Linked DNA regions of Mus musculus: all the other regions are linked to region 1. The links are chromatin loops, found by intact Hi-C in ENCODE. Cell type or tissue: heart. All regions are shown on one strand.

Evidence for each region. Peaks named below come from ENCODE experiments on the same cell type or tissue, not always from the same donor. Only the 100,000 strongest peaks of a DNase experiment are listed, where the experiment ranks them.
Region 2: it touches region 1 in a loop (2.4-fold over the local background); 4 of 42 quality-filtered maps call a loop at or near these places.
Region 3: it touches region 1 in a loop (2.6-fold over the local background); 4 of 42 quality-filtered maps call a loop at or near these places.
Region 4: a loop joins it to region 1, with 11 times the contacts of the local background. A loop is called at or near these places in 25 of 42 quality-filtered maps.
Region 5: it touches region 1 in a loop (7-fold over the local background); 36 of 42 quality-filtered maps call a loop at or near these places.

What each region holds. Positions count from the first base shown.
Region 1 is chr7:112,367,001-112,372,000 of GRCm38, forward strand. It overlaps a transcript of Micalcl not described here. Among named protein-coding and RNA genes, the nearest start is that of Micalcl, 5.4 kb to the right of the region's middle. In heart, a CTCF peak has its summit at 2,239 (motif pointing left); a DNase peak (open chromatin) is centred at 2,221; H3K27ac peaks cover 1,140 bases.
Region 2 is chr7:113,265,930-113,270,929 of GRCm38, forward strand. All of the region lies in intron 2 of Arntl (aryl hydrocarbon receptor nuclear translocator-like), which reads left to right. Among named protein-coding and RNA genes, the nearest start is that of Gm33721, 6.7 kb to the left of the region's middle. In heart, a CTCF peak has its summit at 2,599 (motif pointing left); DNase peaks (open chromatin) are centred at 2,582 and 4,872.
Region 3 is chr7:113,248,744-113,253,743 of GRCm38, forward strand. All of the region lies in intron 2 of Arntl (aryl hydrocarbon receptor nuclear translocator-like), which reads left to right. All of the region lies in intron 2 of Gm33721 (a long non-coding RNA gene), which reads right to left. Among named protein-coding and RNA genes, the nearest start is that of Gm33721, 10 kb to the right of the region's middle. In heart, a CTCF peak has its summit at 2,153 (motif pointing left); DNase peaks (open chromatin) are centred at 938, 2,158 and 2,508; H3K27ac peaks cover 3,998 bases.
Region 4 is chr7:112,082,273-112,087,272 of GRCm38, forward strand. It overlaps Usp47 (ubiquitin specific peptidase 47), which reads left to right. Exons shown (of 29, transcript NM_001357952.1): 13 at 158-289; 14 at 816-892; 15 at 1,585-1,640; 16 at 3,723-3,835; 17 at 4,729-4,833. Among named protein-coding and RNA genes, the nearest start is that of Usp47, 61 kb to the left of the region's middle. In heart, a CTCF peak has its summit at 2,973 (motif pointing right); a DNase peak (open chromatin) is centred at 2,989.
Region 5 is chr7:112,180,756-112,185,755 of GRCm38, forward strand. No RefSeq gene overlaps it. Among named protein-coding and RNA genes, the nearest start is that of Gm39071, 4.6 kb to the right of the region's middle. In heart, a CTCF peak has its summit at 2,656 (motif pointing right); DNase peaks (open chromatin) are centred at 2,656 and 4,626; H3K27ac peaks cover 2,443 bases.

The DNA.
Region 1 (5,000 bases):
GGCACTCCTCCAACTTACTAGATCCCCAGCCCTGAAGCCATGTTCCTTCTGTTCTGTCCAACACTGTAGCCTGCTGGGACTGTCAAGGCAAAGTGTCCCAGCCTGGGAGCCTCATGGAAATGTCTTCTCTCACTCTGAGGGCTGGGGTACATTGTATGGCAAGACTTTCTGGGGAGATGCAACACACAAGTCTAGTCACCCCAGGTAGGGAACCCCCAAAGTTCAACTTGGTGAACCAGGAGTTTCATTGATGCTACCTACAGGAATATGGGTAAGGGATTACTCTAGGAGCAAAAATGACTCAAAGACAGCTCACCTTGGTGTGGGTGACAGTTTACAAAGCTGGGGGCCTGGAGTACACTGCATAGCCTGCAGGCAGCTCAGCAGGTTGGAGAGTGTGGTTTCCAGGCACCCTGGTTGGTCTGAACCTGTCCTGAGCAGCTCAGCTGCTTTCTGCTCCTTCCCAGTGGACTGGTCGCAGAGCCTTTGTTGTAGCTAAGTTTTTTTGGGTTGTCTTGGCTGCTTGGTACCATCTCCCTCCTTTCCCCCTCCTCTTTCTCCCTTCTCTCCTCCCCCCCTCTTCCCCCTTTCTCCTCCCTCTCCCCTTCTTTCCCCTCTCCCCCTCCTCTTCTCTCTGTCTCTCTCTCTCTCTCTCTCTCTCTCTCTCTCTCTCTCACACACACACACACACACACACACATCTGAAGGAGACTCTCTCAGCTTTTTTTGCTTACTCTGGTAGGAAGGGTCTAATGAATCTGATCAGCTTCAGGAACTTCCTGTAACCTTCCTCCTTCAGTATAGGAGGAAACTGTCACAAAAGTAAGAGATAAAGGGGTAGCAAAGAAGAATTCTCCTGAGGGCACTTAGGAAAGGGTCTGTCTCAAGCCTCTCCCTGGCCTGTAGATGGCACCTTCTGTTTACAATGGCAGTCATCTTCTATACACGTTTATGTCCCAGTTTCTTCTTAGAAGGGCACCAGTCATAGGATTAGGACCCACCATAATGACCTCATTTTAACTCAATCACCTCTTTAATGGTCCTCTCTCTAAAAGCAGTCATGTGCTGAGGTATTGGGGGTTGTCTTTTTAGCATAGAAGTCTAAGGGGACATAATTAAGGATGTGACAGAGCTAAGTCTGGGCCCAGGCAAAGAGGTAGCTGACATCTTTGCTTCAGGCCCCAGGACTGTGAGAGGGGCTAATGAGTAGGGCATGGGATGTTGAGGGGTGGGGGGAGTGTCTAGAGCCTCTGAGCCACCCTCCTCTTCCTTCTTCCAGCTCTGATACAGAATCCGACTACGGCAGCATCACAGCCCCCTGTGCAGGGGCCTATGAAGAAAGACCTCAGCTTCCAGAATCCCCACCTCTATCAAAGCCCCTAACCCGGCACATCTCCCTACGGGAGAACCTGACCCAACCAGTCTCTCTGCTACACGAAGAGCCACAAGCTCTGCCTGGTGAGTAATGGGCCCTCCAGGTTTCATTCAGGGACACAGAGTGGAGCGGGGACCCTCAAATCCCAGAGGATGTAATCTTTGGTGAATGAAGTACACACAGGGGAGTGGTCAGGACCAGACCTGGACTCTGTCTCCAGGAGCTTTGGATTCACAAACATTTAGTAGTCCTGGGCCTCTATTGGCTGTCGTAGATAAGGAAATCCAAGTCCTTTGCCTGCAACAGCCACCCTGTGTCTCAGGGGTCCCTCGAGCATCCCATAATTTCTGAAGGTAGGAACATGGGCCTAGTTGCTATGTGACCATAAGTAAGTCAGTCTCCTAGAAACACTTGAGCATGTATCTCTTGAGCATGTAATGTCTCATGTGACACAGGAGACATTACAGGTGTGTGTGGAGGGGTGCAGGGGTAGCTGAGATGCACCCGAAGTTGACCTATAAGATGATGAATGTACTTTTTCTACCTGGACCTTCTCTACGAATGACCCCTTTCCATCTCTAGGTTGATTTGAGAGGTGAGTAGCACACAGCTCATTCTTTGGCATATGCTGTGGTCTCTAGCCAATGAGCAACGTGGCCAGGGCTGGTGACCCTACTCGCTAAGCTCAGGCCACCTAAGAACTTGCCTTTAGTAGCCCAGCTTTTGAAGACTCAGCAGCATGTGAGCAAATCAGGATGTCCTCTGACTTCCTGGGGACCCTGGCAGAGCCTGGCAATAGAAATCTGCCACCCTAAATCGCCTGCAAGAGCTGGTGGTCAACTTGTCCTGCACTGCCCTCTGGTGGCCAAGAGCAGAATCTCTAGCTCTTCTCACCAGTGTGGGGTTTCCCAGAAGCCCTGGGCCAAAACAAACACAGAAACTTGTATAGACATTTCCAAGCCTTGGAAACTCTGAATTTAACCTTCAATGTGAGTCTTTAATAACTAGGAAGTGGAAAGGCACAGTATGTGGCTAATGCCTATAATCCTAGAATTCAGAGAGTTAGGCAGGAGGATTGCCATGTGTTTGAAGCCAGACCAACCTGCTCAACAGGAAGACCCTATCTCAAAACCAAAGCAAAAACAAAACAAAAACCCACTAATCCTAACCCTGACAGAAGGGAAGTCTCCCGGCTGTTCACCCTTTTCTCTACTTTTCCTCTCTCCTCAATGGGGCATTAAGCACCTTTCCCAGAAGCTGTAAATCGGAATTATGAGTTTGCAAAAAAGAAGGCTCATAGATCCACAAGAACAAAGCCAGTTTAGGAGGTAAAGACTCCTGAGAGGCAGGCCATGTTCTAAACACCCAATGTTATGAAGGAAACTCAGACTGTTGCTTTCACTGGTGAAGAGGAAAGCAAATTGGTTTGTAGGTGTACTGACACGACTTTTCTCAATGCTTGTCTGAGTTTGCGTCTCTGCTGCCATGATAAAACACTGACCAAAAACAGCATGGGGAGGAAAGGGTTTATTTGGCTTACAGGTTATTGTCTATTGTCTATAGAAGCCAAGACAGAGACTCAAGGCAGGAACCTAAGGCAGGAACTGGAGCAGAAGCCATGGAGAAACATTGCTTACTGGCCTTCTTCCCTGGGCTTACTCAACTATCGTTCATATACAGCCCAGGCCTACCTGCCTAAGGATAACACCGCCCACAGTGGGCTGGGCTCTCCTACATCAATTAGCAATTGAGAAAACACCCCCACAGGCCAATCTGATGAAGGGGATTTCTCTTTCCAGATATGTCTAGGTTTGTGTCGTTTGCAAAACCCTAACCAGCACAATGCTTAACTCTGCAGAAAGCCTCTATTTATGTCAGATAAATGATGTTGAAAGATGTCATGTCCTTAACAATGTCTGGTTTTTTCAGGCACCTTGTGCTGGCAGGGAAGGGCATGCCAAGACCTGACTCTGTGAAGCACAGGTTGGCCCTCAGAATCTAGAGAAGTCTTGGCAGTAGAATAAAACCAACTTTATTCTACAATGAGCTTTTAAGCAAAGAGAAAAACAGGTAGATCGTTTGACTTCCATCTGTTTGTTGATTCAGTTTTTAGCAGTCGTCATGATGATCGGCAGACAAGCCCCAGTGCAGATGTAACATTACATACAGAGATGCTACAATGTAGATATGACGTGTCTGTCCTCAACCCTCAACCCATGCCAAATGCTTGTGTGTTGCAGGCTTGATCCCTAGCTATTGACGGTTAATTAAATCATGAGTGGTGATAACTTGTCAATGAGGCCATAGCTGAAAGGCCCATGAGACTGTGGGACCTGGTTGGGGCAAGTAGGTCACTGTGGGTGTCTCTCATAGGCGCATCTTAACCCCAGACTCTTCCTCCCACTTTCCCTGCTTTCGGGTGGGACTGTTCGATCCACTATATGATGCTCTGTGGCACTGCACACCAATAGCGATAGACCTAGCTAGCTATGGACTGAACTCGCTAAAATCCTGCTGGCTAGTAAGTCTTTCCTCCTTTAGACAGTCTGCAGTTCCAGGCGTCAGAGTGATGACGCCTCACTTTCCCAAACAGCACAGGATAAACCTAGCTAGTGGATCTCATGGAGGTCCACCAGCTAATATGCTTACTGCATCACTGCCTCCCGGTAAATTCAGAGGAACCCGGGTAAGAGCTAGGTATTGTTTGTAAGACTCCTGATTTATATAGCTGTGATCACAGCAGTGTTATCCACAACAACCCCAAAGGGAGACAAACCCTCTCTCCATCTTTCTAGGCATATTTTTTTATTTTTTATTGGTTGTCTCTGGTTTTACTCCACCCTTTTTTTCTTATAAAAGAAAACATTTAACTGGGGCTAACTTCCAATCTCAGCAGTTCAGTCCATCATCATGGCGGTGTCCAGGCAGACATGGTGCTCTAGAGAGAGCTGAGTATTCTACATCTTGCTTCAAAGGCAGCAGCAGGAGACTCTTCTACAGGCTGCCAGGAGGAGGGTCTCTCCACACTGGGTGGAGCTTGAGCACAGGACCTCAAAGCCCACCCCCACAGTGATGCACTTCCCCCAACAAGGCCACACCTCCTAATAATACCACTTCCCATGGGCCAACCATACTCAAACCACTACATTCCACCCCCTGACCCCCATAGGCTTGTTCAAACACATGAGTCTGTGGAGCCCATACCTCGCCATACCATAATAAAAAATACATTTAGTCTAACTTCAAAAGTCCCCATAGTCTATGACAGTCTCAACAAAGTATAAAGTTCAAAGTTCAAAGTCAGTTTTACCCTTTTATAACACATGAGTAAATGTGAAAAGATAACGGCTTTGATAGTCCTTTAGCTTAACAAGAGATTTCTAGGTCTGCCTTGGCATGCCAAGGAACCTTCCATACTCTCCTAGTTCTTCAACCTAGAACCCTCCCAAGATGAGGATGTGATGCAACTTAAATCCTTGTGTCACAGAAACTAGAAAACATTCCCTTAAACTCTCTGTGTCTTGATCAGCGTTCCACTGCTGGGGACAGGGAGCAGGGGGAACACTGAGATAGACAACTTACAAGCAGGCAAGACTCTGGCTTGCCGTGGTGGGATGTCAGTCTC
Region 2 (5,000 bases), 900 kb after region 1:
TTGTATCTGGAGTACTAGAAACTCCACTGTCCCTGGATGGCACACTCTGGAGGGGAACATTAAAGGGGGGAGGACCTTAAAGGTCCAAGAATCCCTTCAACGTCCCACAGAATAGATGCTATGTGGCAGAACTTTCAGCAGGGCTGTTTTGTGTATGTACTTTCATTTTTAAAAAGTGTGTGTGTGTGTGTGTGTGTGTGTTTATGTGTGTGTGTGTGATGTACATGTGGAAGTAAGAAGTTGGTATCAGATATCTTCCTTGATTATCTTTCACCTTAATTTTTGAGGCAGGATTTCTTCATTAGCCTGGAGTTCACTGATAATCTAGACTGACTGGCCCGAAAGCTCCCAGGGTCTGCCCATCCTCACTCACCCCTCACTACCACTGTGTGACTATGTTTGACCCCTTCACTATTCCCCCAGCTACTGTGTAACTATGCTTGACTTTTTACACAGGTGCATGGGGGTGGGGGTGTTGGTCCAAACTCAGGCCCTCATGTTTGTGCAGTATACACTTGCCTGACTGAGCCATCTCTGCACCCAACTCATGTTTTCTTGTTTGGTACCCAAATATATGGCAGATAGGACTACTTGTGAAACCCCAGCCTCTGCCAAGTTACTCCCTCTGACTTAGTTTCTTCTGTAACATGGGACAGAACATTAGCTTTCGTGATGGCCACGGAGGAAATAATATATAGCTCACACAAAGGGCTTGTTACCTGGCAGGTGTCATGCTAACACTTTATACAGCTCACTGAAGAGGCAGGGACTATGGGCGTGCAGGTCAGGAGCCCATGGGACACAAAGGCCAGGTCCTGTGCCCAGTATTATATTGCTGGTGTGTGTTGGACCGGTGGCTCAAATGCCTGATGGGCTTGCGTTTTGAAACCTGACTACCATCTCCCATCTGAAGATGTACAGTAATTCCCACTTTTATAGAGCCCCCTTAAACAAGAAGGCAGTGACGTCAGGTAGTGGTGGCACATGCTTTTAATCCCAGCACTTGGGAGGCAGAGGCAGGTGGATTTCTGAGTTCGAGTCCACCCTGGTCTACAGAGAGTTCCAGGACAGCCAGGGCTACACAGAGAAACCCTGTCTCAAAAACCAAAAAAAAAAAAAAGAAATGTCTTAGTTAGGGTTTCTATTCCTGCACAAACATCATGACCAAGAAGCAAGTTGGGGAGGAAAGGGTTTATTTGGCTTACACTTCCACATTGCTGTTCATCACCAAGGAAGTCAGTCAAGCAGGTCAGAAAGCAGGAGCTGATGCAGAAGCCATGGAAGAATGTCCTTTACTGGCTTGCTTCCACTGGCTTGCTCAGCCTGCTCTCTTATAGAACCTAAGACTGCCAGCCTAGAGATGGTCCCACCTGCAAGGGGCCTTTCCCCCTTGATCACTAATTGAGAAAATGCCTTACAGCTGGATCTTATGGAGGCACTTCCCCAACTGAAGCTCCTTTCTCTGTGATTACCCCAGCTGTGTCAAGTTGACACACAAAACCAGCCAGTACAAGAAGGCAGTGCCCTTCTGGGTGTCTCCTGGATACCTGAAGGGGAGCTGATGTCCCTAAGACTCAGGTCACTGTGGTCCCTTTTCTCACACTGGGAAATGATCACCTCCGTGGCTGCTTGTCCTCTCAGTTATTCATGTGACATTCTGACTGCTCCACCTTCATCCTGGGCTGTTTGAGTTTGGGCAACTGCTCAGTCTATTAGGTTCAGGTACTCCCCACCCCCAGGCACTGGAGGGCTGTATGTCCAAGCCAAGACCAGGAGTTCTTTCTAAATGCCTGGTGGTGGGATGGGACAGGGTAGGCTGGGGTTGGGTGGAAGTGGGTGGGGTGAGGTGGTTAGGAGGCCTGGGGGCAGACGGGAAACCATAGCTTACTCTCATTTTACTTGTCAGGGAGAAATAAGGCAAAGGCTACAGGTACATGTGTTGGAGCAAGCTTGTAGGAAATTATAGACCAGACTGTTCTGTGAGGCCAGTCTAGCCTGTGGCTTCTCCCTAGAGCCCTGGCTTTCTAGATTAGCCCTCCGTGCCATCCAAAAGTGGAATTCTGTGAACTTTCCTCCTTCCAGTGTATCAGAGGGCTTTTTTTTTCCCCAAAGGGAGGCCTTGTCTTTCTTCACACAGAACCCTGTATTCACAAGTCCAGCCCCATAGCTCCAAGTATGATCTCAGTTATGTTCAACCTCAGGGTTTCTGAGCACTTCGTGCTACTGATGGGACTGGGCATACAAGTGCCAGAAAGGCTCTGTCCCCAGGACCTGTAGAGCCAGTGCTTTATAGCCCTGGCTGTCCTGGAACTCACTTTGTAGACCAGGCTGGCCTCGAACTCAGAAATCTGCCTGCCTCTGCCTCCCTAGTGCTGGGATCAAAGGCGTGCGCCACCACGCCCGGCGAGCCAGTGCTTTTCAGAGTAAACTACTCTATACTCCTTAATGTCCACCCTACACCTGTAACACCTGCTCCTGGGCCCCACCCCTTCACCTTCAATAGCCTGCCACACCCACACCCACCAATAAACTAATAGTTATTTTCTCCTCTATTCTTCTCATGAAGAACTGAGATACTGGGCTGCCACCTGCTGGAACGTTGTTGTAATGGCACCTAAGTGCACCAGCCCTTCCTGGAGTTGGGTAGTGTGCTGCTGGGCAGCTGCTACCTGTTGCATTGGCTTGCTGTCGTGCATTTATTTAAACACCCCATCTTTCCGACTACACTGAAAGAGTCTTGAACGTAACAACTTTGAATTTCCATTGTGGCTGTATTGACCTGGCTTCTGCCAGAGGTGACAGAAGAGCTTGTTGAGTAGCCCTAGTAGAAATGTTGGTTGCCTTAGGTTCAGGGGATTGGCTTCAATTGGTGAATGTTCTCTGAACTTAGAGGTTGCTAAGAAACGTTTCTGAGTTCTTCAGAGCCTGTCAGTGTCAGGGGCTATGGGGCGGGGCATGTGATGAGGGACTGGCAGAGGGGATAGGACCCCATCAGCCTCTGGCCTGTTCAAAGCTCCCATCTTCAGAACACATCAGAGCAACTGAGAGAGTACCAAGGCAGACAGACCTCATGCAGTAGAGAGTAGGCTCTCCAGCTAGGGAGGGAAGGCTGCCCTCTGGAACACATTATACCTGGGGTAGGCTCCTTGTAGTATAGGTATGCAGAGGTAACAATGAGAACTAGGCCCTTCTTGGGAGCTCTGGGCTGTGGGACAGGGTAGTAGTCATGGCTCTCTCTCATCCTACTCTATTATTAGACCACAGCATCAAACACTTCACACATCTCTTAACAGAACTCCATCTAGCAGTCACTCTGTAGGTGACACTGAGGGAAAAGAGGAAGTTGTGTCTTCACTGGGCTCCATTTAAAGAGAGATGCCTCATTTACAAAGCCTGTTTCCTCAGAGGCTCTGGTCTGCAGTGCTACACAACTCCTCAGAAGTCCTACATCACTCTAGCCTGATCTCAGAAGACACTCTTCTGTCCCTGGGCCTGTCCTGATGTGCTCATTCATAGATTTCTGGGGTTATCCACTGCAGGCTGTTTCCCTCTTTGCCCTGGCTGCCAGCAAGCTCCGAGTGGACACGTTTGTTCTTTTCCTATGACTTTTCTGAACTAAGGTTTGCTCTGGTGTATGCTCCCTCCACTCTGTCCCCAGGACTGCTTGTTTCTGTGTTTGCTTTGCCTTTGAATTTTGCTTTTGGGGATGGATTTTAGCAGAAGGATCAGCAAGCAGTAAAGCCGGATGCCTACCCCAGCTTGCAGTCCCCACTCTCTGGCCATACATCCTGAACAAGGTGACTCTGCTTGTCAGTTCTTTATTCCTTCCTTGGAGAGTTGGGTCATGACCACAGTGAATGAGTTGTTGTAAAGGTCAGTCTTGTCCAGGCCTGGCTGCCCTGTGGCTCTAGGACCTGAAAAGCTACACTAGCAATGGGACCAACTCTTAGGGAATTCCTAGGACAGAAGGGTTTGCTGGGATGCAGGCATTTCAGCACTGAGATGGAGAGTTCCAAGGAAAACAGATGGATTGGTCATTCTAGTTAGCTCTCTACCTTTTCTCTCCTCACACTGCCCCCTCCCCCTTCCCTGATGCCCTGTTGCTATGGCAGGTGTCCTGGAAGGCTGCAGCTTCCACCACTCTTGCTGCAGCTTCTGCTGCTGTTGACTGCTGAGACTGAGGCCCTGCTGTGTTTGCAGCTGGCAGTGCAGTCAGCTCTGGGGGCCTCTTTTGCAGCTTGGCCAGCTACATGACTCTTACTCACCTGCCAGATAGGCCACTCCCCTGCTCTTTGGTTTGGTGTGCCAGCTTCCCGTTGTTCTGCTGCCCTTGCTCTTGCCGCCACTCCACTGTCATTGCTCGTGCTCATGGCACCAGCTCAGTCACTCCACGAAAAGTGGGTAGGAAAGGACTGTGGAAGAGAAGCTTTGCATCGGGCCTAATGTAACAGCAAGAGAGACAGTGCAGGATGCTAGGTGCGCTGGGGATGTCTCTCAGTTAGCTGACTGTCATAAGTCCGTCTTCTGTGACTGGAGAAGTGTGTTTGTACCAATCCTAGTAAACTCTACATTCAAGGGAATGCTCTTGTTGGCATTGTCACAATGCTGTACTTGGCTTGGCCACAACAGAAGTGCCCCTTCCTAGACTTAGACAGAAATGGCTGTAGGTTCACTTAGAGTTCACTGAGGCTTGTAGTAGCAAAAAAAAAAAAAAAAAAAAAGTCCGCCACAAATTGTTTGGAACTGTCCTAACTGGAGCTGTGCCTTCAGAATCCAGAGCAATTAACCGAGACCATCATGCAGTTTCCTCAGAGCGTCCAGGGAGTGTTCCAAAGCGCCATTGCTGGCGTGCAGCCATCGGCCTGCTGTTCGGCCATATTTACTGCCCATGTGCCCAAGGTAGCCAGGGAAGCTCGAGAAGATCTAAAAGCTGTCAGTTAGGGAGCTTTGCCCAGTGTCCCAGATTCTTTGCTTATTTACAGGAAAACGAACCCTAGGAG
Region 3 (5,000 bases), 880 kb after region 1:
GGATTGTCCACATAGGAGCTTGTACAATTTCCCATACTCGTCATTGTCAATCCATGTGCTGTGAGAAGCAGGTTCCTCCTGGGTGGTCATTTATGTTGTAGGGTTGACTTAAATTAAGTGTCACAAAAGTGACAGAAGAAAGTATGGAACTCCTTATCCTTTCAGGGAGTGTGTGTGTGTGTGTGTGTGTGTGTGTGTGTGTAGGATTACCTTGTGAAGCTGGTAGTGTTTGTAAACACGCCCCCAAAAGAAGAAAAGTACCCACAAGCCTGGCTCTTTCATCAGGGACTGCCCTCAAGCCTGCCACTTCCAGCTGCACCTCCATACCCAGGGTCAGGCTGTGTACTCTCTGTCTCCATGTCTTTGCTCCTTGGCAACTGTGGAGGGCTTAGCACATCTAAAGGATGCTGTGTCTAAGGGCCGTAGCACGTCTTGGTAGCATTTGGAAATACCTGCTTCTGATGACATTTGCGACTTGCATTTATTTCTCATAATTGGGAAATGGATTCACGTACTAGCGCTAGCCTGGCCGTTTGGTGAGCTGCACCTGCTGCTTTGCACATGAATTCAAGGCAGAGCTTGCAACTAGCAGACAGCCTGGTGTGCGTGGGGGTGCTCGGCCCAAAATATCAGATGGATTGGAGTGTTGTTGTGGTGTATAGATTATAATGGGGATAAACTTAGCTTCTGCAGAGATTAATGTTCTCAATTCAGGTCAACTCCAGTTGCCACTTGTCAACTTAAAGACTTGGGGGATTTCAGTTTTAAACATTGTGTTCCCCTCTCTCCCTCTTATCTATTCAAGTGTCTGATTCTTGGGTTGGGAAACGGCAAATTCCAAGGACCTTACCACTGCCAGGCCCAGACTTGCCTGCGGGCCTTTCTTTGGAACTGTTCCAGAGAACCGTGGAGTAGCCTGCTGTTGCTAACAGCGACGGCTATGATGACTGTCACCACCAGAGAGGAGGCCCAGAATTCTCCACCCTGCTCCGGCTGTGGTTGTCAGTGCTTCTGAAGATGGGTCGGGACCTGGATTTGGGTTGCAGGAGCTGAGCCTGGCGTATATTAATTAGGTGGTTGATGGAAAAGTTCTTCCTGACGAGTGGGTTCCTCCTCAAAGGTTGTTACTCTTTGCTGCTTCTAGATTCTAAAAGCCGTGGGTGCTCACTGTAGAAGCAGGGTTGGAATGTTGCATGCCTGGCTTTCAAATTCATCCCCATTGCTTACTAAAGATGAGCAGACAGGCACCCTCCCTGAACTTTGCTTTATCCCATTGTGCACAAAGACCAGTTTCATAGCATTGCATGGGGGCTCTCCTGTTCCAGACCCCTGCTGAGGTCTGTGCACATGCTCATTTCCTCTGTGGGTATGTACAGAGTACTCACTGAAGGCCAGAGATGTTGCCGTGACTCTGCCGAGGGAACCAAGCAAAGCAGAGAGAGTGTCTCTGACCTAATGCTCAGGGGCTAAGAGCAAACACTCATATGTACATGTTAACAGTTAATAGATAATAGAACCCTGTGACACATACAATGGTGGAAAGGACCACTTTGGTTTGAGGCCTCTCTGAAGGGGTTCAGTGCTTTGTGGCCCCCGCTTCCCAGCATTCCTGGAGGTCCACTTCGAAACCCTGTCCCTATAACTATATTGGTCTACACTATGAGTTTTGGGAGCCGGCCCACATTAACACCTCAGTTCTCTTTTGAGAGGTGCCAGCTCACCAAGAGGCTGCCATTCAGAGTGGATCCTTCCCTTCTGGGGTGGGAACTGGCTCCCAGAGCATCTCACTGGCCTCAGATGATGCCCTTTGAGTCCACACCCAAGTGAGCCACCAGCGAGCAGGGAGCCTCCTGTTGGGAGGCAGATTGCTTCTATTCTAGCCTGAGCTCATTTTGCTCCACACTGCTTGGAGCATCCTGGTTTCTAAGGAGCTGGAAGTAATCTCAGTGACACATGGCGCTCACAGACTGCTTCTTAGGCAGTCCTTTAAGGGCTCTGCAGTCTGGTGAATGCCAGAAAGCACTGATGTTTGAGCTGCTAATCAGTAAACCCAGGACCCTGCCCCATGCACCACTGCTTAGGGTGTGGTGAGGACTTGTTGAAGGACCATTTGAGTCTCTGCACTGGGTAGTGGTGCCCCCTGCTGTTCACGAAGCAGCTGTACAGCAGGGCCTGCAGTATCTGACTCACCTGTCATGTTGACAGCTGACCTACTTTTGTTTGACCTTGATTTGTTGAACACAATTAGAAATGCTGCTGGGACTGCACTTCGGCTGCCTGATTTTAAAAGTCTCAGTGTGACAGCCCTCCATCTTAAATGGACACCCAGCCCAGGCCAAAGGATGGTTGGGCGCATAGTGAGTTTTGCAGTAACCTTTGAATTGTAATTCTATCACAAGGAAAAGGCTTAATTCAGGAACACAGATCTGTTATTTGGGACTGGCTGTGAGGCCAGAGCAGCAGGCCTGGATTCCTTGCTACAGGCAGCTTAATCAGGAAATGGCCTAGATGGCTGCCTTTCAAGTAGGTCCTTGCAGTAGCTTGGCAACAGGCACAGGGTCATAATTGGAAGAATTTGGCTCTGAGTGTCTGTGGGTGTTTACAGTGCACTATAGGGCAGGGCTTCTCTTATTTATAGAATATTTAGAGCACCGAGCAGCAGAAGGCTGAAAAGCCACTAAATCTCAATTTAATTTTAACAAATTCTATCTTTCCCTTCATCCCAGAAGGAAGACTGAGTTATTAAAAAAACAGTTAAAAAAATCACTGCAAAGCTTGCAGAATCTAATTATGGGGTTGCCAGCATCAGCCTGCAGCCACTCTCGAAGGGCTTTGTAAATCAGCTGTCCATTGAGTCTGTGAACTTACATGACTTCGGTTCTTCATTTAGATGTAGAGTGAAAGTATTGGCAAGTGAGGACTGATCAGGAAAAACTTCTGGTCTAAATCAGGAGACAGAAGGGATAAATATAGCGTGGCGCACTTCTGCGTCCTCGGAGGGAGATAAAAATCACTCTTCATTGTCCCTTATACTTAGCTGCACACACACACACACACACACACACACACACACAGATCCCAATATTCTAACCACCCATTTCAGGAGTCTGGCTCATTGCAGCAGCAGATCTGTGCCACCCTGAGGAACCACTGGGGTTGTGTTGTCTTGTGGGCCCAGCACTGGGTGAATGTTACCCTGTAGTCTCAGGAAGCCCAAAGCCTGTGCATTTTTGGCTGTGGTCTTGTAGCTAAAGCCAGGAGGATCTGCAGAGACCCTCAGGTTCAGTCCCACCATACTGTAATCACTATTCCAGAGGGGATGCTGCCCAGATTAAAGTAAGTCACAGCAGAAGGGGTACTGGGGTGGGGGGAGCTCCAAGCTTCCTAAGCTCCCAACAGTGCCCTTTTGTGTGACAGACACTCAGGACCAATGACTAAACTGATTTGTGTTTTGCACCTCTGGGGGTGGAGTGGGGGTCACAATCCTAGAAGACAAAGACACTAAGGGAGTTGAATAGTTTTGATGGGTAGGAAGAATGAGTTACAATGGACACCATTAGTCATGTGCTAGGGATGACAAGAATGGGAATTCTGACAAAGGTGACTTCGGTTGATCCTTGACGTCCCCTCCCACAGAGAAGCTCTATGGTCGCTGTAACGTTTCCTCGTGGAAGCAGGTGCAGCACATGTGCTGTGCATGTAGAGGAGGCACGCATGGGGCAGACATCAGTGGGCACAGTGGGGGTGGACCCTGAGACTCTAGGGATGCCTGAGGGAATTGCATAGGGCTATAGACGAGAGCCAACAACTGGTGCATAGCCAGGACCAGGCACCCTGGGTCCCACAGAGTGCCTTTTTGTTAGACAGCTGGTGGGTAGCATGAGTCCTGCCAACCCCACCTCAGCAGAGGTTAATTCTTTCTGGTCACTAATGCCAGTGAACTGGACTTGGTGTGTGAAACCTGTGTCTCTTTCTTGCCCTGAGGCTGAGAGGGGCAGGGGCCCACCAGAGACCTTTCCGAAGGAGGTGACTATTAAGAGACTATTAGTGGACAATGCTGGAGGCCATTGTCTTAGAGGAAGGAGGCAGGCCAACCTGCCTCCTTAGACCTTAGAGGAAGAGGTAAAGGCCTAAGTGAAGCTGGTAGGAGAAGAACAATGAGGTGAGGAATGGTTCTTGGTGAATGGGGGAAGTTGTAACCAAAACTGTGGGATTTGGTTACAGTCGAATGAAGTAAAGGATAGAGGAATGGAGAGGCTTGAACTGCCCTGCCAGGGCTTGGGCAGATCCAGCTGTGGGCAGATCCAGCAGCCTAGCTTACTAAGTACAGTCTCACTTAGTGGAATTTTAGCCAGCCTAGCCAGAGATCCTCCTAATGTCACCAGATGTTGCTAGAGGCAAACGGAGTACCTGGGTGTCCCCAGAGTTGTTTCTGTGCCGTCTTTTTCTCTCTCCCTGTCTGACACCCACAGCCACTCTCAAGTGACTGAGCTGAGACTATGTGAATGACCAGAAACGAGTACAGGAAATACTTGGAAAATGGTCCACTAGCTATAGTTCAGGAAATATAATTTTTTTCTTGAATTGTTTTGTTTCAATACAAACAACATTTGTTGGCAAATAGTCCCTAGTTCTAAATTTATTTTTAGTTTTATGGTTTATAAAGGCAGCAGTGCTCCCTAGATACCCACTGTTGGAGTAGTACTCTCTTCTCCACCACCCTCCCCCTTGCTCCTGGTCTTTTCTCTGTCTCTGTCGTAGGAACTTGCTTTGTGCACGTGGGCCCAGAAGGTACCCACTGGTAAGACCTAGGGCATGTGTCTGTGGTTGTGTGGTGAAGCAGTGGGGAAAAGCAGAAGGTGAAGAACCCTGGATCCTTTGTAGAGAGGATGCTGTAAGTGAAGTCAGGGTCCTGGCTTCCAGGGCCCATCAGAGCATGTGAGATAGGCTGGCCCTCTGCTTTGTACTTGAGCCCCCTCCACCATCAGCCCAGTAAATGA
Region 4 (5,000 bases), 280 kb before region 1:
AGGTTTTTGGTGACTTACCATTTTAATGTTACCTAAGGGGCAAGTTAGCTTACAACAGATAGCTGTCATGTTACGTTACTCTGTATCCACAGGAAATAGAGTTTCAAATAAGGGTTTATTACAGTCTTCTCTTCCAAACTTTTTCTTCTCTCTTTAGAACTCCCTGATGTATGAGCTCTTCTCAGTGATGGTGCATTCAGGGAGTGCTGCTGGAGGACACTATTATGCTTGCATAAAGTCTTTCAGTGACGATCAATGGTACAGTTTCAATGACCAACATGTGAGCAGGGTAAGGCTCCTGAAGTGGAGAAGTTAACTCAGTGTCAGGTGGGGTTTATTCAGAGCCGAGATACCTATGGTGGTATGTCTCAAGTTCCCATTGAACAAGCCTTTTTCATTGTTAGTAGTGTCTTTGTTCTGCTTTGTAGAGCTTGTTACATGTTTCCAAAATAGACTACCCTTTCCTCTAGCCCTTAGCCTTCCTTATGATTGATGTGGTGCTAGGAGTCTTGAGCCTGATTCACCAGAGCAGCCACTGATAAACTCTGAATTATCAGTATGATCCTTCATGGAAATGGCATGACACATCTAACTCAGACACTAAGAGGTTGGATTAAAGTTGGGCTTAGTGATTCACCCCCACAGTTTCTAGTACTGGGAAGGTCGTAACAGAGGATTGTTCAAGCCCAGCCCAGGCTACATATTAAGAACCTGTCTCAGGCCCAGGGGGAACTATTAAGTTACATATTTACATAATAACCTTTGTGTTACTGGTTTTTACAAAAAAAAAAAAAAGTAACATTACAACTTTTTAGATAACACAAGAAGACATTAAGAAGACACATGGTGGGTCTTCAGGAAGCAGAGGCTACTACTCCAGTGCTTTTGCAAGGTAAGCAATAGCATGAACTTCAGTGTTGGCTCACTAGAGTAAGTTTAGCTTCTCTGTGGGTCTTACTAAGAAAGCCTTACCCAAGGGTCAGCAGACTGCAGGCCATGGACATCTGTTCATAAGTTTTTGGCTGATGTTTTCCCACTGTAACATACCTTGAGTTGCAGTACAGACCATCTGACCTACAAAAAATGAGGGTTTAATTTGGTTTGGTGTGTTGTGGTATAGTATGGTTTGGGTTTTTTGAGGCATGGTTTCTCTGTAGCCTTGACTACCCTGGAACTCTCTCTGTAGACTAGGCTGGCCTTGAACACACATAGATCTGCCTGTCTCTGCCTCCTGGGTGCTGGGATTAAAGGTGTGTGCCACCACCAATCAGCAAGACTAAGGGGTTTTTTTTCTTGCTTCTTTCCAGCAAAGCAGTTTGCCCAACCCTTACTTAGCTGTAGTAGGCATTGTGACACACACCCTACTTTATTAAACTTCATCATGTTACCAAAAGGAATGTTTGAACCTTCTCATACATGTGCCATTAATGACAAAAAAGGGTTTTCCTTTTTTTCTGGAATGCTTTAGTATTAGTGTGTCAGTGAATGGTGGTATGACTTTTTTTCAAATAAAGATTTGGTGCTTATAAATAAAAGGTACTGTCTACTTTAAAGGACCTGCTAATCTTTGTTAATTTCTCCTAGCTCAACAAATGCATATATGCTGATATACAGACTGAAGGATCCAACAAGAAATGCAAGTATGTTAGTCTTGAAAACACAGATAACTGCTTTTAGGTGATAGAAAAGTTAACACCTAAGAATTTTGTTATGCCTGGGAAAGTGAATTAAAAACACTGTTATGAAGTAATACTAAGTGATAAAAACATTTTACAAAAATCTATAGATCTGGACATAGTGATAAGTGCTTGTAATTCTAGTTACTTAGAGAAGAAGGCTGAATGAGGCGGAGGCGGGGGTGGGGTTACAATCCTGAGGCCTACTGACAGTTTAACAGGATCTTGTCTCAAAAATAGTAATTTTAAAGAAGCCAAGGCTATAGCTCAGTGATAGAGTTCTTAGTTAACATTCATAAGTCCCAGAGTTCTGATAACCAGTACTGCACATAGGCAGGCATGCAGTCACACACAAGCACACCCACACACAGACAAACGTTGTTGGAAAACTTTTAACAGATTAGGTATTACTTTAAGCTAATACCCTGTGCAGCATCACAGTTCACAAGCTGTGTGTACTAGAGCAAATCACTTGACTTTTCTGAGTCTTTGCAGATTTGTAGACTGGAAATGATGACACCCTGTAGGGTTGTAATACATGAATGGAAGCACATGTTAGGGTCTTGCAGCATAGCCAGTATGCTTGTTTCAGTTTCAAGCTTTCGGGTCTTTTAGTATCTACAAAGTTTGAGAGGACTCCAGATGGCCTGAAGTACTGCAGAAATTGTTTAAAGATCCAATACATTTTTGTGAATCTAGTAAAAAAAAAAAATTGTTATATTTTATTAAGAAACCCAGGGTGGGCAGCAAGATGGCTCAACTGGTATAAGATGCTGTTGCCAAGCCCCATGGCCTGATTTCAATGCCCAGAACCTTCAGAGCTGCCCACTGACCTCCCAAAATAATCCTTAGTGTTAAGTGTGTTTGTCCTTTTCTTTATATTTTTGAATGTTACTACTTTAAATTTTTAGTTGGGGGGGGGGTCCTTGCTAATTCTTACTGATTCACAGTATTGCAAACATGTTAGGATGTGTGTATGTTTGTATCTAGACACATACACAGATGATGAGTTATCCTATATTCTTTTTATAATTCAAATAATCACTGACTTTGATCCTAGCATATTTATTTTTAGTAGCAGATGTGCTCATATATCTGTTTCAACCATTATATATTTTTTTCTCATTTTCATGAACAAAAGTTGGATTGTGGCCTCACCAGTGTATGTTTCAGGACCTGTAGTAGTTTGGCTTAGAGGCACAACTAGGGTTGTAATCCACGCATCCTGTGGATCTTGCCCTTGAAGCGCAGTGCTTCAGCCCCTCTTGGCTAACTAATCCACTCTGGTTCTGTGGCAAACACCAGGGGGCGCTGTGTTACCAGACTGGGAATGCTTTGTAGCTACTTGATTGCAGGAAGGTGTATACAGCAGTGAGGGTTAAGGGAAGTGTGGTGGGAGGGCGGGTGTTGTTTAGACTGGAGTTGATTTCTGGAAACATTGCATTTTTACTCTTTACCAGTCCTATTGATGAATAATACTGATAGTCATTGTTTTCCTTAAAAATCAAACAGTCATTGGCTTTATTCAAGTGTCCTGATTTCATATTGTTTTGAATATGCTTTTAAGTCACATGAAACTGTGCCCAGTTCTGTGCCTCTGCCTTCTTTTGTTAGAAGGCAGCTGAAGAGCTGCATTGAGGAGGAAGGGAAGGTAGTGATGCTGTAGTGATGCTGTAGTGAGTGTAGTGACAGTTTCAGGAGTAAACATTTACTCAATTGTATTACACCAAAGGCAATAACCTTTGGGCCAGGGGCTTTTAATAAATGTAAGGAGCTGAGGGCTGAAGTAAAGTTGCCCAGGGCCACAGAGTTCCTTGGTGAATTTGAAATAAAAAATGACTTGTAAGTTTCCAAGGCTTTTAAAAATTTTGGTATCTTTGTTGGGTTCTAGGATTTGAGCCATTTACTAGATCTGAATATGGTCTCACTATCAGTACCTCTTCACTATTGCCTGAAAGAATGTCTCTGCTCCACATTGAAAGGAAGCACTGTAGAACAAAAAGTGTACAGGAAACTGCTCTGAGTGACACTGTTTTATGTTCCTAGAGTTTCTAGAAGTGGACGAGTACCCAGAACACATTAAGAATCTGGTGCAGAAGGAGAGAGAGCTGGAAGAGCAGGAAAAGAGGCAACGAGAGATTGAACGCAACACGTGCAAGGTTTGATTCCATGTTTGTGAGTGACAACTGCTGCTCAGGTTTGCTCTTCTGACCACTGTCGTTCTGGGGATAACTCAGTCAGTTCTGTGGTCATTAATCAGGTAGTGTGGCTTCATCACAAGGAGAAGTGTGATTTGATACTGAAACCTAGTGATGTGTAGCATGGTGGGCGGTCAATGTTTCTGCAGCAGTGTGAGGCAGGCATTCCCATATCCTGAGTACAGGAGGACTGGGAAACATAGAAATAGAGGCATACTTCAGTTACTGTCCTTTTACCCTCACTGTTCTCTTGTAAACCTTACACAGGACTAGGGACATGCTCAGAAGTTAAAGGCACTGGCTGCTCCTCTAGAGGACCTGGCTTCAATTCCCAGAACCCACATGACAGTTCACAACCACCTTTAACTCCAGTTTCAAGGAATCTGACATCCTTTCTGGACTTCAGGGGCACCAGGCACACACGTGGTGCAGATAGACATGCACGCAAGCAAAGCACCTATACACATTAATTTTTTTTAAGTATATTCAAAACTTAATATTCTTGGAGATAATTTCTCTTAGAGAGATAACCTTGTGAAATTCTTGCAGATATTATAAAAATTTTGAGAAGCATATTAATCAGTCTTTTCCAAATTAGAAAAAAAAACATAAATAAAAAAATTGCTTACATATAATTATATGGTTATTGAAAGTAATGTTTTGAGTTTTTTAAGACATAAGACTTAATCACTGTCAATCAGTTACAAATACAGACAGTAAGAAAAAATAGTCTCAACTATGTTTTTTGGTTTTTAATTACATTGTTTTGACAATGAAGAAAAGTGCTATCTGCCAAAGGATTCAGCTGAGACACTTGATCTAGTGAGTTGATGGTGGTATTTTCTGTTTTGTAGATAAAATTATTTTGTTTGCATCCTGTGAAACAAGTAATGATGGAAAACAAGCTGGAGGTTCATAAGGATAAGACGCTAAAGGAAGCCGTTGAAATGGCTTATAAGGTTAGTGGATGGTTGGACTTAATTTTGGTACCACCAAAGCTTTATAGTTGGAATAGATGATTTAAGTACCTTGAAGTTAACTGTTCATCTTCCTCCGTCCTCCAACTGTTCTTTGAACTATACTCAGTTGATTTTGAAAACTAGTCTGCCTTCTGAATCCTGAAATT
Region 5 (5,000 bases), 190 kb before region 1:
GAAGGTAAAATAAGATGGCAGTTTCCTAGAACATCGGAAGTCCCAGAGGCACCCGGAGCTCTTCCCTTCCTCACCTTCTCAGTGGGACTCTCAAGCACAACACATCTCTGTCTGAGACAAAGATGACTGCCACCACAGGCAGGGAACACGAAAGTCATCTGTGCTTTTTTCCTCTAACAGCTACATCAAAATAAGTATACGAAGCAAATAAAAATTAATTTGGATACTATATTTTGTTTCATCCAACAGATCTGATGTCTTGGCATTTTAACATGTTAAGAAAATAGAATTCAGAGCTAGGCATTGTGGTACACAGCTGTAATTCCAGTGCTTGAGAGACTGAGACAACAGGATTGTGAACTAGAGTATCCTGGACTAAAACAGAGAGACCATCTGACAAACAAAGATAAACAAAAGAGTAATGTTATCTTTAGCTCCACTTCCCACCCTGGTTCTAAGGCTTTGGGATTCTGTATGTATTTTACTAGATTGGAAACACACAGATGCACACACACACACACCAGCAGCAGTTAGCACAAGAAAGGACATAGGATTCTTTGGTAGTTGGTAGAAGAGACCAACATGACCTGGCAAAGTCACATGGAGGCATTCACACTGGGCCATGGTGGCTGTGTGAGATTTAGAAAATGAAGTGACGAGTGTTTGGCCTGAGGAAGATGGATTATCCATCCCTGTTCTACTGGATCATGTCTGTCTCCCCTCCAATCTCCCCCCATCAGTACACACACACACACACACACACACACACACACACACTCTCATGTATGCACACACAGGTGTGGAGGTCAGAGCGCAGCTTCAGATGTCTCTCCTCAGGCATTGCTCGCCTTGATTTTTGAGACAGATTGCTCACTGACCTAGAACTCACTGAGTAGCCTAGTCTGGCTGGCCAGTGAGCCTGAGATCTGCCTGTCTCCGCAGCAGTGCTGTGATTCCAAGCACACACCACCACACATGGCTCTTAAAAATGATTGTTATTTTAAACAAACAAACAAACAAACAAACAAACAAACCAGGGGTTCTGGAGCCCCAGTCGGACCCTCCCGCTATCAAGCCAGCATTAATGACTGAGATGCTCTCTGGAGTTTTAAAGGATTGACAAAGATCAATAGCAGAAACTTCTCTGGATGCTGTAGAAAAATGTTTCAGGCTGACCCAGTGACCCCATCCCATAAGCCTCTGTGACCCAGTCCCACAGTAAACCTTCCACTGGGGCCCTTCGCTCACCAGTCTCTTCTGAGAACCTCAGAGCCACAGGTGAAGGTGCCCACCTAGCGAGTGGATGTGTTCCCTCATCCACACAGCCTGGTCACAGACAGTCCCCAAACCACAATCCACATCACATGTTCTACTGGGTGTTTGTTTGTTTGTTTGTTTGTTTTGCTTGCTTGCTTGCTTTCTTTCTTTCTTTCTTTCTTTCTTTTTTTTTTTTTTTTTTTTTTTTTTTTTTTTTTGTCTTGACTACCCTGAAACTCACTCTGTAGACCAGGCTGGCCTTGAACTCAGAGATCCACCTACCTCTGCCTCCCAAGGGCTGGGATTAAAAACATGCGCCACCACCACCCAGATTTCCAGTTCTTTTTTATGATTACATTTATGTACTTAGTTTGAGTTGGGGGTACAGGTCACAGCTTGTATGTGGGAGTTGGTTCTCTCCTTATCTCGTGGGTGCTGGGTTTGAAGCTACATGTCAGGCTTAGCAGGAAATGCTTCTACCCATGAGCCATCTCTCTCTAGCCATCTTCAGGTTTTTAGGGCTCAGAATAATTAAGTCAGAGTTGATAGAGCCGACAATTCTACACTTCTCCAGTGGGGAAACTGAGTCCCACTGAGGGAAAGAATGTTGCCAGGTCATGAAGCAAGATTCTCATCTGAGGCAAATGAGAAGGCTCAAAGGGTAAAATAGCACGCCTCACAAGCAGGACAATCCCCGAAACACACAGTAGAAGGAGAGAAACAACTCCCTAAAGTTGCCCTCTAACTTGTACATACATTCCATGGCAAGTACACACACACACACACACACACACACACTATATCCACAGCATACACATAATCACCACTACCACCACCATTATCATCATCACCACCATCATCTCTTCTCTTGGGTCTCCCCCTTCCTGTATCCACTGTAGCCTTAGGCATCTACTAGATGGTCTGGATAAAAGCAGCCATACTCTTATTTATTCATTAATAAATAACAATGGCAAATTCTTTATTAATAATTTATCTCTGGGGTAGGTCGAACAGGTGGGGGCTGACTGACACCTCTCCATGTGGTCTCCACAAGGTCTCCACTGTTTGGGCACTCTTAGTGCCTCACCCCTCCATGCTCTCACCCAGGGTTTGTTCTCAAGGAGGACACTTCAGCACACGCCACAGTGGTCACACTGCTAATTCTTAGGACCATATGAGAAGCACACCCTCTGCCTGCTCCAGCAATCCCAGCAGACCCACAAACATATCTTGTTTCTCCATGTAAACATAGCCTGGAAGTTTATGTAACAGGAGTGATCAGGATCCCTAAAGCCTGGGTTCTGGAATGTTCCCATTCTAGGCCCACACAGTGACAGTGCTGCGTGTCTCCCTTCCTCCTGCAGTTTGGGCTTGTAGCCACTTGCATTCTGCAAGATGTCCAGGAGGTGGCGCCAAACTGATGTCCACAACAGTTGCCTATGAACCTCTTAATCAGAAGGTAGCCCCTGTGTGGAGAAGGAGGGGATCTGCAGGGGTGCTGCCATGCCAACAGATGTAGTTGGCCTTGGTCAAGAGTCCGATCTCTGCTATAACAGGGGTCCTGTTATACACAATGAAGGCCAAGACGTCTCTGCTCATTACTACTGTCCAGTGCTCAGTGGAGACCAGGCTCTGAGTGCCCCCTGTAAGTGTGTGTGTGTGTGTGTGTGTGTGTGTGTGTGTGTGTGTGGTGCCATGCAATGGCCGACAAAGCTCTTTGTACCCTACTATACCTCTGAAGGTGTTCTAGGCCTGGAGCAGGTGGGAAAGCTGGCCCTCATTAAAAACTGAAGCACCTGGCAAGCCAGGGGGGTCAGGGGGAGACAGCTCCTTGAACAGCTGCCTCTGGCAACAAGGAGCCTCACTATTTTGCAGTGGTGATTGCCATAGCAGCTTCACACAAACATACTTGGGAGGTAGGCCCACTATGGTGGCAGGTGCTAGATGCATATAGCTGTTAAATTAATTAATAAAAAAATTCTTTGAGATCCTATGAGATAGGGTATACCATGTTCCAGGCTGTTCGTGAACTTGACAGGTATCAGAGAATGGCTTTAAATTTCTCATCTCCTGCCTCCACCTCCCGAGTGCTGGGATGACAGATTTGTGTGAGCACAGCTGGTGTGGGCAGTGCTGGGCATGGAAGCCAGGGCACATGTCAGGCAGGCTCTCTAACAACTTAAAATTCAGTTCCTGCACACGCCTGTAATCACAGCACTCAGGATACCAAGGCAGGAGGATTGCTGTGAGTTTGGATGCAGCCTGGGATACACAGCAAAACCCTGAAGCGAAAAATCCAGTTTCTTAGTTCCATTAGCCACACTTCAGACACATAGTAGTGGCTAGTAGCTGCTACCAGGCCAGCACAGAGATGAGTATAGACAATCTCTGAAAGTCCTGTTAGACAACATGAACCCAGAACCCATGTCTCCCACCGACAGGGTTTCGTTTGCATGTCGGAGTACACTTGGCCGTCTAACACTACCTTCCAAGGATGTGGTTCCTGCAAGGTTCTTGGAGGTAGGGTCAGGCAGGGCGCAGGCCAAATGCTTGAGTCTACTACTCAGTCTTATGGCTGAAGCTTTGGACAAGCCACTTTGTCTCACTCCAGCTGTGATCTCATCTATGCGGTACAGACAGGATTGCCAGCTGCCACAGTTATTACTAACTAACAACAGGTGAGTCCCCAGCTCTGTTCTGCAGCCCATGTACTCTCAGGCTGGGCTGTCACCATGGAAACCTATGTCTGGCTCACTGGTAGCACGAGGCTTGATTCCAGAAGGAGATGGTCATCTAGGTGACTGGTAAGATATGTGACATGATCAGTCCAAAACTGTTGCTAGGTCCCATCTGGGCTTGTACATGGCCCTGTGGGACAGGACCACAGGAGAGACACCATGCTTACAAAGTTTACATGAGAGGGCCTGCATGGGTTTTGGAACAACAGAGATAATGGGGGAGGGGGAAAAATCAGCCTCATGGTGTGGTATTGGGCAGAACCATGCAAGGATGGGGAGAGACTGGGAGGTTGGGAGGGAGGGCCTGAGCAGACACAGTGGAAAGTGGCCAGTTGGGGGCGGGGACCCAGAGGAAGAGTATCAGAAACTAGGCCATGTTGCTGCAGTTGGGTACGGCATGGTTTGGGTGGGGGGCAGGGTGTGTGTGGGGGGCATGTATTGGAAAAGACGAAGCCTGGAGACCAATGGTGTTGGTTGCAGAAAGAGGAAGGCTGGGGGACTGTGCAGCAAAGGTGACCTCTCCTCGGTGTGTTTCCTCTAGCCAGCGTCTCCAAGGCTTGAGAGCGGAGGCTGACACCAGGCTAGCAGCAGACAAGCCAGGAAGTTCTTGTCCGCTTCCAGTGGACACTTCTCCTCCAGACCTTGCCTGTAAACACTATTTATTTTGGAAAGCAACTGCTCTGTTTTCAAATAAAACGTTGGGACATGCGGTATTGGATTTCCCTGATCTGACATTGACCTAGAAAAATGTGCTGGCAGGCACAGAAAATGTGATGGCCCACTGTGCTGGCAGGCACCAGTGTCTGCTCTTGGCTGCCGACTGACTGCAAAGGTTAAGATGTGAGAGAGCAGGCGGGGCCTCCTCCCTGCTGGGGGCAGGTTCTTGCCGCAAAGAAGAAGGCAGCTGAAGGCTAGGTGACAGTGTGGGCTTCTCAAAGCCTGTGTGTGCATGGTCATGAGGAGCAAGAAGAGAGATACCCAGTGAAGATGGGACATAGGTGGACC